Linked DNA regions of Homo sapiens: region 1 is linked to region 2. The links are chromatin contacts, found by Hi-C or POLR2A ChIA-PET in ENCODE. All regions are on one chromosome and are shown on one strand. The core of a region is the stretch at or near the end of the contact, and the rest is flanking DNA. Distances in the headings are between cores, read along the strand shown. Region 1 overlaps RAB3B (RAB3B, member RAS oncogene family). Region 2 overlaps EPS15 (epidermal growth factor receptor pathway substrate 15).

Region 1 (5,560 bases), core at 1,783-4,282, 470 kb after region 2:
ACTTCAGAAAGCAACCCAGTGGCTGGGCACGGTGGCTCACACCTATAATCCCAGCACTTTGGGAGGCCGAGGCGGGCAGATCATGAGGTCAGGAGAACAAGACCACCCTGGCTAACACGGTGAAACCCCGTCTCTACTAAAAATACAAAAAAAAAAAATTAGCTGGGCTTGGTGGCTGGGACCTGTAGCCCCAGCTACTCGGGAGACTGAGGCAGGAGAATGGCGTGAACCCAGGAGGCAGAACTTCCAGTCAGCTGAGATCGTGCCACTGCACTCCAGCCTGGGTGACAGAGCGAGACTCCGTCTCAAAAAAAAAAAAAAAAAAAAAAAGAAAGAAAGCAACCCAGTGACCCCTTCCATGTGGACCCAAAGGTAGAGAAAGGAAGGAACCCAATATTTATTGCATTCCCCAGACACAGTATTATGTTATCACATTTAGGCCCCCTCACCACCAGCAAACCTATGAGGCTTTAATAGTTGAAGACATTAACTAGTCATAAAAATGAAGTGATTTATCAAAGCTCACAAAACCAAAAAAAAAAAAATCACAAAACTTTTGTGTACAGAAGTGATATGTATAAACACACATAAATGTTCCCCCTTTCCCTTTACAATGAAAGCAGTCTCCCCCTATCCTTGGGGGATAAGTTCCAAGACCCTCAGTGGATGCCTGAAACCTCAAATAGTACCTAATCCTATACAGTATACACTATGCTTTTTCTTTTTTCTTTTCTTTTTTTTTTTTTTGAGATGGAGTCTCGCTCTGTCGCCTAGGCTGGAGTGCAATGGCGCAATCTTGGCTCACTGAAACCTCTGCCTCCCAGGTTCAAGCAATTCTACTGCATCACCCTCCTGAGTATCTGGGATTACAGGAGCCTGCCACCACGCCCAGCTAATTTTTTGTATTTTTAGTAAAGGTGGGGTTTCACTATGTTGGCCAGGCTAGTCTCGAACTCCTGACCTCATGATCCTCCCACCTCAGCCTCCCAAAGTGCCGGATTACAGGCGTGGGCCACTGCACCCAGACCACACTATGTTTTTTCAATTTCATAACCACGATGGCTACTGAGTGGCTAATGGGCAGATAGCAAATACAGCACGGATATGCTGGATAAAGGGATCATTCACGCCCTGGGCAGGACAGAGCAAGACAGTGCAATATTTCATCATGCTACTCAAAACAGTGTGCAATTTAGGCCAGGCACGGTGGGTCACGCCTGTAATCCCAGAGCTTCGGGAGGCCGAGGTAGGTGGATCACTTGAGGTCAGAAGTTCAAGACAAGCCTGGCCAACATGGTGAAACCCCATCTCTACTAAAAATACAAAAATTAGCCAGGCGTGGTGGTGTACGCCTGTAATCTCAGCTGCTCCAGAAGCAGAAGAATTGCTTGAACCCGGGAGGTGGAGGTTGCAGTGAGCTGAGCTCATGCCATTGCACTCCAGCCTGGGCAACCGAGCGAGACTCTATCTCAAAGAAAAAAAAGCAGTGTGCAATTTAAAATTTATTAGCTTATTTCTAGAATTTTCTGTTTAGTATGTTCAGATCTAGAGGGCCCCAGGTAACTGAAATCTTGGAAAGTGAAACCAAGGATAAGAGGGGACAGCAATTGATCATCAAATTCTGTAAATTCTAGTTCCAAATCTCTCTCTTCATTTCCATCCCTTATGTCATTTTGTCACTCTTAGCGTTATGGACTGAATGTCTATGTCCTCCCAAAATGTGTATGTTGAAGCCCTAGATAGTACCTAATCCTATACAGTATACACTATGCTTTTTTCTTTTTTCTTTTTTTTTTTTTTTTTGAGTTGGAGTGTTGCTCATCCCTCAGTGTGCTTGTATTTGGAGATGAGGCCTCAAAGGAAGTAATCGAAGTTAAATGATGTCATAAGAGTGAGTTCCTGATCCAACAGAATTCATATCATTATAAGAAGAGACACCAAAGAGTTTGCACTATCTCTCCCCCATGCCCATGCACCAAGGAAAGGCCACAAGAACACAGAGTGGGAAGGCAGCCCGAGGGGAGAGCTCTCATCAGACATCAACCCTACTGGCACCTTGATCTTAGACTTCCAGTCTCCAGACTGTGAGAAAATTAATTTCAATTGTATTTTGTTATGGCAGCCAGAGCAGAATAATACACTTAGTTCAGCCCCATATAATTTACCCAAGTCCTTGCTTGCTTGCTTGCTTCCTTTCTTTTATAGCTGGTCACTACTATATTTGTTTATTAATTTTTAGATAGCCTTTATGAGGTATAATTGATACACAAAAAAATTCACTTATTTAATGTATACAATTTGATGAGTTTGGATCCAAAACCCTGGTTTCTTTGCCTCATTTCCATCCACCCTTCAAACTGAAGCCAGGAATTTTTCTAAAATGCAAATCTAACTTGTTTAAACCCTTCTATGGCTCCCCAGTGCCTATGGTGGTGGTCTCCAACTTACATCCCTTTAAGTAAGAAAAATGTAGGTACAGCACACACAGTATATGTGTATTCTTTAGATTATATATCTATATGTCTACTTCTATACACAAGATATTAAAATATATAAAATTAAAATAAACAATATTTAAATGTTTAAAATCTAATGTATTCATGAATAGTCCAGAAAACTTTATTTTTGCTGCATAAAAGCACATACACACACATAAAAACCCTTTGCTAATTTTCCTTCAGCAAAAGCAATGAGATTGACCATGTCATCTATGGCTATACCACCCTGAACGCGCCCGATCTCATCTGATCTCGGAAGCTAAGAGGGGTTGGGCCTGGTTAGTACTTGGATGGGAGATTGACTATGTCGTATCTAATTAGATTATCATTGATTTTACCTCGAAACGTGGCTGACAATGAACTTGTGTTGGGAGTTGGAAAAACACCAGTTCAGCCATTTTCTTTATGCTCACTTGGATTCACTATAATCTTCTAGCATAGTCTTCAATCAGAGGTTTCTTTATAGGACTCTTTAAAAGCCACATATCCATTATGAGGTTTCATTTAGTTAAAACTAGACCATGTAATCAATAAATCCACTTACCCAGGCACAAGAAAACCACAAAAGCTCACAATTGGCTGAACATAAACAAAGAAGTGAGTCAGTCCACTGTCAACCCCTCAGAAGGGCACAATGCCTCCTCCTATCTCAAGATTTTTTGAGTGTAGGCTATCTGACCATCTGATATGGGGGTCAAACAAAGACACTTCTGTCAATCCACATAGTAAATATCAGTAAAAAATATCTTATGTTCAAAGATTAAAAGTAAGCTCTAATAATTTCTTCAGTTCCCTAAGGAATCATCAAGCATGAATCCTCTGACCGATGACAAGAACTTTCTGTTTGCTGTGGAAGATCTCTTTGACCCCCAATCTGCCACCTATAGCCTCTCCAGCAAATTTCTCTCAGCACCCACTCTCTGCTCTTTCACAACCTTGATCCAGTTTTACTGTATTGCTCACCATGCCCCAAATATTCTGTGCTCTCACATCCCCCTGTGCATGGAACTGTAAGGATGATATCAAATAACACAAGTGAAAGCACCTGGCACCTAATAGGTGCTTTTAGTAAATGCATGTTGACTTTCACCTCAAGCTAGTTAAACTAAGTGGTTCTACAATGTTAGCCAGCCACAAAACCACCTGGAAAATTTGTTATAGCACAGATGGTTGTCACTCACCCACCAGAGTTTCTGACTCAATAGTTCTGAGGTGGGCCTGAAAATTTGCATTTCTAACAAATTCCAAGGTGATGCTGATGCCATGGGTCTGGGAATCAGTGAACTAGACGACCCGTATAGCTTCTTCTATTTCTAATGATCTCTGACTCCTCAATGCCTTTAATAGAGAGCAAATGAACAAAATGAACTTTTATCCCTATATAATATTTGACATTATCATGAAGGGAAATATGAACTCTATAATACCTCAGATGCACAGTGTAGAGAAAAGAGCACATACTTTTGAATCAGAAGATCTTGTTGAAATCCCACTTTATAGCAGTGTTGTTGACCTAAGGCAAGTTAACTAATCTCTGAGTTTCTTATCCTGCAAAACAGGAGTGTATTAAAGTAGTACCTACTTCATAGTGTTAATTGTGAGATAGTATATGGGAAATAATTTGTAAAAAGAAAAGTACTACATACAGACTGCCCCAATAAGATATATGCATAATGTATTAATGTACATTTAACACGCAGAATAGAAAGATAATAAATAACATACGTTTTGGCTGGGCGTGGTGGCTCACGCCTGTAATCCCAGCACTTTGGGAAACCAACACGGGTGGATCACCTGAGGTCAGGAGTTCAAGATCAGCCTGGTGAACATGGTGAAAACCCATCTTTACTAAAAATACAAAAATTAGCCAGGCGTGGTGGCACACGCCTATAATTGAAGCTACTTGGGGGGCTGAAGCAACAGAATCGATTGAACCCAAGAGGTGGAAATTGCAGTGAGCCAAGATAGTGCCACTGCACTCCAGCTCAGGTGACAGAGTGAGACTCTGTCTCGAAAAAAATAAAATAAAATAATAATAATACATGTTTTAAATACTTTAAATCACAAATTTTCAAAATTTCCAATCCAGGTACTAATTCATTTTTGAAAACTATATGATCTACATGTTGCTATATCATCTAAAATATGTGCATAATTTATTAGTACTATTGGCAGATACTAATAATAATAGTAGCTGTGGCAGCCAGCTTCCAAGATGGTCCCCAGTGATACTTTCCTCCCAATATCCACACTTTTGTGTAGTTTCCTCCCATGCTGAATCAGTGACCAACAGAACGCTGTAAGGCTAAGGCTAACTCATAAGAGACATTGCCACTTCCTCTGGCCTTTTACATCTCTCACTCTGGGAAAAGCCAGCTGCTATGCAAATAAAGACACTTCAGCAGCTCTGTGAAGACACTCTAAGAGGCCAAATGGGAACGAAGTAAGGCCTTCTGCCAACAGCTAGCACCAGACATGTGAGTGTGCAGTCTTAAGATCCTCCAGCCCCAGGCTAAGCGCGGTGGCTCACACCTGTAATCCCAGCACTTTGGGAGGCCGAGGTGGGCGGATCACAAGGTCAGGAGTTCGAGACCAGCCTGGCCAACATGGTGAAACACCATCTCTACTAAAAATACAAAAATTAACTGGGCATGGTGGCGGGCACCTGTAGTCCCAGCTACTCGGGAGGCTGAGGCAGGAGAATCGCTTGAACCCGGGAGGCGGAAGTTGCAGTGAGCTGAGATCATGTCACTGCACTCCAACCTGGGCAACAGGACAAGACTCCGTCTTAAAAAAAAAAAAAAGATCCTCCAGCTCCAGTGTATGTTTCAGATGACTGCAAGCCAAGCCAACATCTGGCTACACCTCATGAGAGGCCCCAACCACTCCCAAATGTTTGATCCACAGAAACTATGAGATAATGAATTATTATTGTTGTTTGACACTACCAATTTATTTATTTATTTATTTATTTATTTATTTGAGATGGAGTCTCGCTCCGTTGCACAGGCTGGAGTGCAGTGGCATGATCATGGCTCACTGCAGCCTCGACCTCCTGGGCT
Region 2 (6,145 bases), core at 156-2,655:
AAATGTGGTATAACCATACGATGGAATATTTTTCAACCAAAAAAAGGAATGAATTACTGATACTTGCTGCAACATAGATAAACCACAAAAAGTGATAGAAGGCAGTCATAAGAGTATATGTATTATATTATTCCATTCATACAAAGTCCAGAATAACAAACTCTATAGAGACAGAAAGTAGATTAATAGTTGCTTAGGCTGGGGGAAGCATGCAATATGGGAGGGTGATAGCTGAGGGGTACAAGTTTCTTTCTGAGGTGATAAAATTGTTCTAAAATTGATGTTTGCACGTATCTGTGAAGAGACTAAAAACCACTGAATTGTACACTTTATAGGGTAAGTTGTATGGTATGTGAATTACATCTCAATTAAACTGTTTAAAAAGTAAAAAATAAAAATTTTAGAAAAGAACAATGGAGCATAAAGCTACAAAAAAAGTCTCTTAATAAAAGTAAACAATGTTTAAATATTTTATTTTATTTTTATTTATTTATTTATTTTTTGAGATGGAGTCTCTGTCATCCAGGCTGGAGTGCAATGGCGCAATCTTGGCTCACTACAATTTATTTATTTATTTATTTGTTGGTTTGTTTTGAGATGGAGTCTTGCTCTGTCACCCAGGCTGGATTACAATGGCGCAATCTTGGCTCACTACAACCTCTGCCTCCTAGGTTCAAGCAATTCTCCTGCCTTGGCCTCCCGAGTAGCTAGAATTACAGGTGCCTGCCACCACACCCGGCTGATTTTTGTATTTTTAGCAGAGGCGGAGTTTCACCACTTTGGCCAGGCTGGTCTCAAACTCCTGACCTCAGGTGATCCTCCCACCTCAGCCTCCGAAAGTGCTGGGATTACAGGCGTCAGCCACCGTGCCCAGCCAACAATGTTTAAATATTTTATACATTAACTACCTCCACAGCTTTTTGGAATTGGTAGATGGCTCATATTTTTAAATGCAGGTATATCTTTTTAACTTATTATTAATTTGGACATATGAAGTATTTTAAAGCTAGGACTAGAAATCAACTCAGTAGATTTACAATTTGCAGAATTACACTTTCCTAACTGGCCTCATAATCAAAGAAAAACTATAAGCAGTACCTTAAAAAATTCCATTTTTGAATATTTTAAATATTTATCAAACAGACATAAGTGCTCATGTCAATTATACATTTAAAAACAGATTGCAAAGTTTATGAGGGTTTTTTTGGTGAATTTTACAGTGAAATAAGTCTTGTCCACTTTAACTTATGAATACTGGTACTCTTAAAATTCCTGTCCTAAGGAAGAAATTAGTCATAAAAAGCTCTGAGGGTATAAAGCAGAAAACGTGCCAAGCAGAGAGACAAACCAGGACATTTCAAGCAAGTATGGCTCAAAGTAGAGTCAAGAGAGTTAAGGTTTTGAGCTATTCTGAAGTGCCAGATGGTCCAGAATCCACCCCCAGATCTTACAAGGCGCCGCATAAAAGTGTGCCAGAAAAAAAAAAAAAAACAGAACAGAACAGAATGTAGAGAACAAACTAAGAATGTAGAGAACAAACTAAGAATGAAAGCAATACAGACTGCAGAGAAGGGTGAAAACTGTATATACAAACTGAAATATTTCAATCTTCTTCAAGCTCACAACTTTTAATGCCAATTTCCTATGCTAAGTGAACTCTGACAAACTATAAATGGCCCTTGCAACCAAATTAAATATGCTCGGTTTAATCCCTTCAGAATAGCATTTTTCAGATTATTGCTCGAGTTAACCCTTGCTGCTGTCTGCTTTACCATTCAAGATCTTAAAATATAAACTAAAAATTCACTCATTTGATTTCAAAACTCAAATGTATACATAGAAAAATAATTCAATAATATAATAAGTACCACATATAACTCTACAGAAAAAAATTTATCAAATGGTAGAGCAAAGGTTATTTGCAACAGCATAAATTATAGTGGACATATATAAAATATCTGTACACATTAGGGCTTAAACTATAAAGCACACAATCAATTAATATGCTCCAAAGACATTAAAAAGATGCTAAGCAGACCACATAGGAAAACACTTAAAGAAAACAGAATAGGCCAGGTGCAGTGGCTCACACCTGTAATCCCAGCACTTTGGGAGGCTGAGGCGGGTAGATCACAAGATCAGGAGTTCAAGACTAGCCTGGCCAACATGGTGAAACCCCATCTCTACCAAAAATACAAAAATTGGGCAGGTATGGTGGCACACACCTGTAATCCCAGCTACTTGGGATACTGAGGCAGGAGAACTGCTTGAACCTGGGAGATGGAAGTTGCAGTGGGCTGAGATCACGTCACTGTACTCCAGTCTGGGTGACAGAGGAAGACTCCATCTCAGAAAAAAAAAAAGGAGAACAGAATAAAAAATGTTACATACATATATATACACACATATATATGTGTGTGTGTGTATGAAAGAGAGATAATAACTACATTTGGAAAAAAAAGAAACGATGTAAAAGACTAAAATTTAAAGAATGGTGTGGATGGTGATCTATCTTCTACTTTTCGACATGCATGTTCCAAGTTTTCTTTAGTGAGTGAAGAATACTGGAAATGAAAAAACATTTAGGCCCAACGCGGTGGCTCACGCCTGTATTTCCAGCACTTTGGGAGGCCGAGGCAGGTGGATCACGAGGTCAGAAGATCGAGACCATCCTGGCCAACATGGTGAAAGCCCTCTCTACTAAAAATACAAAATACAAAAATTGGCTGGGCATGGTGGTGTGCACCTGTAGTCCCAGCTACTCAGGAGGCTGAGGCAGGAGAATTGCTTGAACCCGAGAGGTGGAGGTTGCAGTGAGCTGAGATCGCACCATTGCACTCCAGCCTGGCAACAGAGCAAGACTCAGTCACAAAAAGAGAAAAGAAAAGAAAAGAAAAGAAAAGAAAAGAAAAGAAAAGAAAAGAAAAGAAAGAGAGAAAGAGAGAGAGAGAGAGAGAGAGAGAAAGAGAGAAAGAGAGAAAGAGAGAGAGAGAAAGAGAGAAAGAGAGAAAGAGAGAAAGAGAAAGAGAGAAAGAAAGAAAGAAAGAAAGAAAGAAAGAAAGAAAGAAAGAAAGAGAAAATTTAAACAAATACATATAAATTCTGCAGGTAAGTATTAATAATAATACAAGCAATTCTATTTATCAAATGTCTCCTATATCTCAACAATGTGTATACATCATACATAAGCAAATGAAAGGGTTTAAGTAATTTGCCATGATCACTCAGAGATGTCACAAATGGCAGAGCTACAATTCAATCCAGGTTTGTCTTGTACTATATCCAGTGTTCTTCCCACTACGTAAAACTTCTCTCAGTGTCCCTGGGATGAGAATCTTGACACTCTGTTAAAATATATATATAAAATATTTTACCTACTGTTTTGGAGTAGATCACAGATCTTTTGAAGTCTATCCTTGAGTCCCCTTCCTATGCTCTATGGTCAAAGTTAAAAATTCTTCCTTTATTACAAAAAAAAGATAAAACAAGGAATCTCATAAGAAAATTGATGTTATATCCCACAATATGAACTCTATGCACCAAAATACAATTTAACTTGAATCAAATGTTCCTATAGATTTATGTTATCCTTTCAAGTACAGTTTAAATATCCTCTACAGTAACAACCCTGGATCCTATAAAACCATTAAATAATTAAAAACTATATTACCACCAAAAGTTTCATCATAATCACAGTATTCTCTCATGGCACCCCCTTGCCTTACTTCTATCATCCTTTATCACAGTACTTGTCACACAAGAAAGTCAGTGTTTATCTCCCTAAAAAACCAAAAGCTACTTCAGAGCAAATGTCATGGTCTTATTCTGTATGTCCAAGGCTTACTAGAGTAGTGACACACAGGAGGCATCTAGTAAATGTTTTCTGAAACAGAGGATCAACCATCAATACTGGAAGCACCTTTAATGCATATAATTTCATATTTTTTATATATGCATAATGCTATATCTATGTTGTACCTACAGAACAAAAGATGGAATGAAGTTATCAATAATCCTTAGTATAAATGATCCATCAAAATTCTAATTAAGTGCAACATTTCATAAAAATTAATGGCTCATATAACTAAAATCTATCAATTTACCTAAGACATTCTAACTTCAGAGCCCAAGATCTCTCTCATTATTTTATGCTAGTTCTCAAAAATGTTCATCTGAGGATCAGAAATCATTACAGCTAATGGTTCCAGGTTTTAGTCAATAAAAGTCTATTTTATAGGGAGTCTCTGATACATTTTATCTTTAGCAATACAATACTGTAGAAACTCCAAGTCCAAATAACCATGTCTGAGAGAATATTAGCTTAAAAGTAAATATTGGTATGATGTACACTAACCTAGACAAGCTTAGATTTTCATGAGCAATAAATCTGGAGGTTGCAAAATGAAAAACTACCTTCTACTATGTCTACAAAAACTTTCCACTATAACTTCGTGCAACAATCACTTTCTAGAGATGTGGTGTATGCAATGATAAGTTGATTTTCACATAGGAAGATGTAGTAGCCTACAACATATGTTCAGCTATAACCAAGGAATGGTACCACAATAAGCTCTGTCAGAGCCATTTTGCCCTTAAAAATGCAGACTCATTCAATCAATATCCGAGTTGCTTAGACTACTGGGTTACAATTCTGGCTCTACCACTTAGCAGCAGTTTGACCTTGAACAAATTACTTCACCTCTGTGTCCCAGTTTTTTATTTTGTTTTGTTTTTGTAAAACAGGGATATAAGGATTACCAAGTTGTAAAGAATACTGAAAGGTTCATCAGGTTGTAAAGATTATTGAAAATAGCACATGACACGTAAGTGTGCTCAGTAAGTATTATTGTTATTATCCCACTATTGACCTCCTCCCCAATACACACAAACACACGCACACACACACCACTGGATAATTTCTTTTACATAACAATAGAGGAATGTAAGATCACATGAATGTTCATTCTTATCCCAAAATTTGACTGAAATATCATCAATGACTATAGGAAGCAGCATAGCAAATGTACTTGGAGAACAGATGTGCCTGGGTTCAAGTCTCAACTCTCCCACTTAAAATACAACCGTGAGCAAGTAATACAGAAGATTAATGCCTACTTGTAGAAAGGCTATGAAGATTAAGTGAAATAATGTATGTAGATCATCTAAAAGTATTTAGTATTTATTAGGTGTTCTAGAAGCATCAGTCCTCTTCCTTCTCAACAGTGGCATAAGAATGTTTTCCTTCCAGGATCTCTGTATTGATACTTAGCCCACTAGATAGAACTGTTCCACAACTAAAAGAAGACCACACTAAGTTTCCAAACTACAGTGGAGCCGGAAGAGGGAGGAGATCACACTAAAAAAGGCACAGAAATCACACATAAAATTAAGTTCACAATTTCAGGTTGCCTTCTCATTTAAGTTTTTTAAGCTCAATATTTATGCACAAGGAGTCAATCATGGCTCATGGCAGGCTTAAGAATAAAAATATGAAGATAAACTCTTTCCCCTGTCCTCACCCCTAGAAAGTATATCTTGTATGTCCTAATGGACCACAGAAAGTATGTATCTAGGCCGGGCACGATGGCTCACGCCTGTAATCCCAAGCAATTTGGGAGGCTGAGGAGGGAGGATCACCTGAGGTCAGGAGTTCGAGACCAGCCTGGCCAACATGGTGAAACCCCGTCTCTACTAAAAACACAAAAATTAGCCAGGTGTGGCGGTGGGCGCCTATAATCCCAGCTACTTGGGAGGCTGAGGCAGGAGAATCATTTGAACTCGGGAGGCAGAGGTTACAGTGAGCCGAGATCACACCACTGCACTCCAGCCTGAGCGACAGAGCCAGACCTCCGCCTCAAAAAATAATAATAAATAAATAAGTATATATCTAAACCAGTGATTTGGCCGGGCGCAGTGGCTCACACTATAATCTCAATACTTTGGGAGGCCAAGGCAGGAGGATCACTTGAGGTCGGGAGATAGAGACCAGCCTGGAAAACATGGTGAAATCCATCTGTACTAAAAATACAAAAAAAATTAGCCAGGCGTGGTGATGCACGCCTGTAATCCCAGCTACTCGGGAGGCTGAGGCACGAGAATTGCTTGAACCCAGGGGTGGAGGTTGCAGTGAGCCAAGATCACACCA

What was found. A loop is a pair of places that touch in the nucleus more often than their neighbours do. ChIA-PET counts read pairs that join two places held with the same protein, here RNA polymerase II (POLR2A). Pooled maps may share reads with other maps.
Region 1: a loop to region 2 is called in a pooled map, with 2.3 times the contacts of the local background. The contact joins two enhancer-like sites. A Hi-C loop is called at or near these places in 1 of 50 pooled maps. POLR2A ChIA-PET finds 5 or more read pairs at or near these places in 2 of 52 experiments (GM12878 and HEK293).

Annotation. Positions count from the first base shown.
Region 1 is chr1:51,970,704-51,976,263 of GRCh38, forward strand. All of the region lies in intron 2 of RAB3B (RAB3B, member RAS oncogene family), which reads right to left. It also overlaps the pseudogene RNA5SP48. Among named protein-coding and RNA genes, the nearest start is that of RAB3B, 17 kb to the right of the region's middle. Within about 2 kb of position 3,033, at least 2 of the 41 ENCODE cell types and tissues checked have a DNase peak (open chromatin) inside an H3K27ac peak, as active enhancers do; they include GM12878, where a contact is called at or near this core.
Region 2 is chr1:51,505,311-51,511,455 of GRCh38, forward strand. The region is part of intron 1 of EPS15 (epidermal growth factor receptor pathway substrate 15); the gene reads right to left. Among named protein-coding and RNA genes, the nearest start is that of EPS15-AS1, 9.9 kb to the right of the region's middle. Within about 2 kb of position 1,406, at least 5 of the 41 ENCODE cell types and tissues checked have a DNase peak (open chromatin) inside an H3K27ac peak, as active enhancers do; they include GM12878, where a contact is called at or near this core.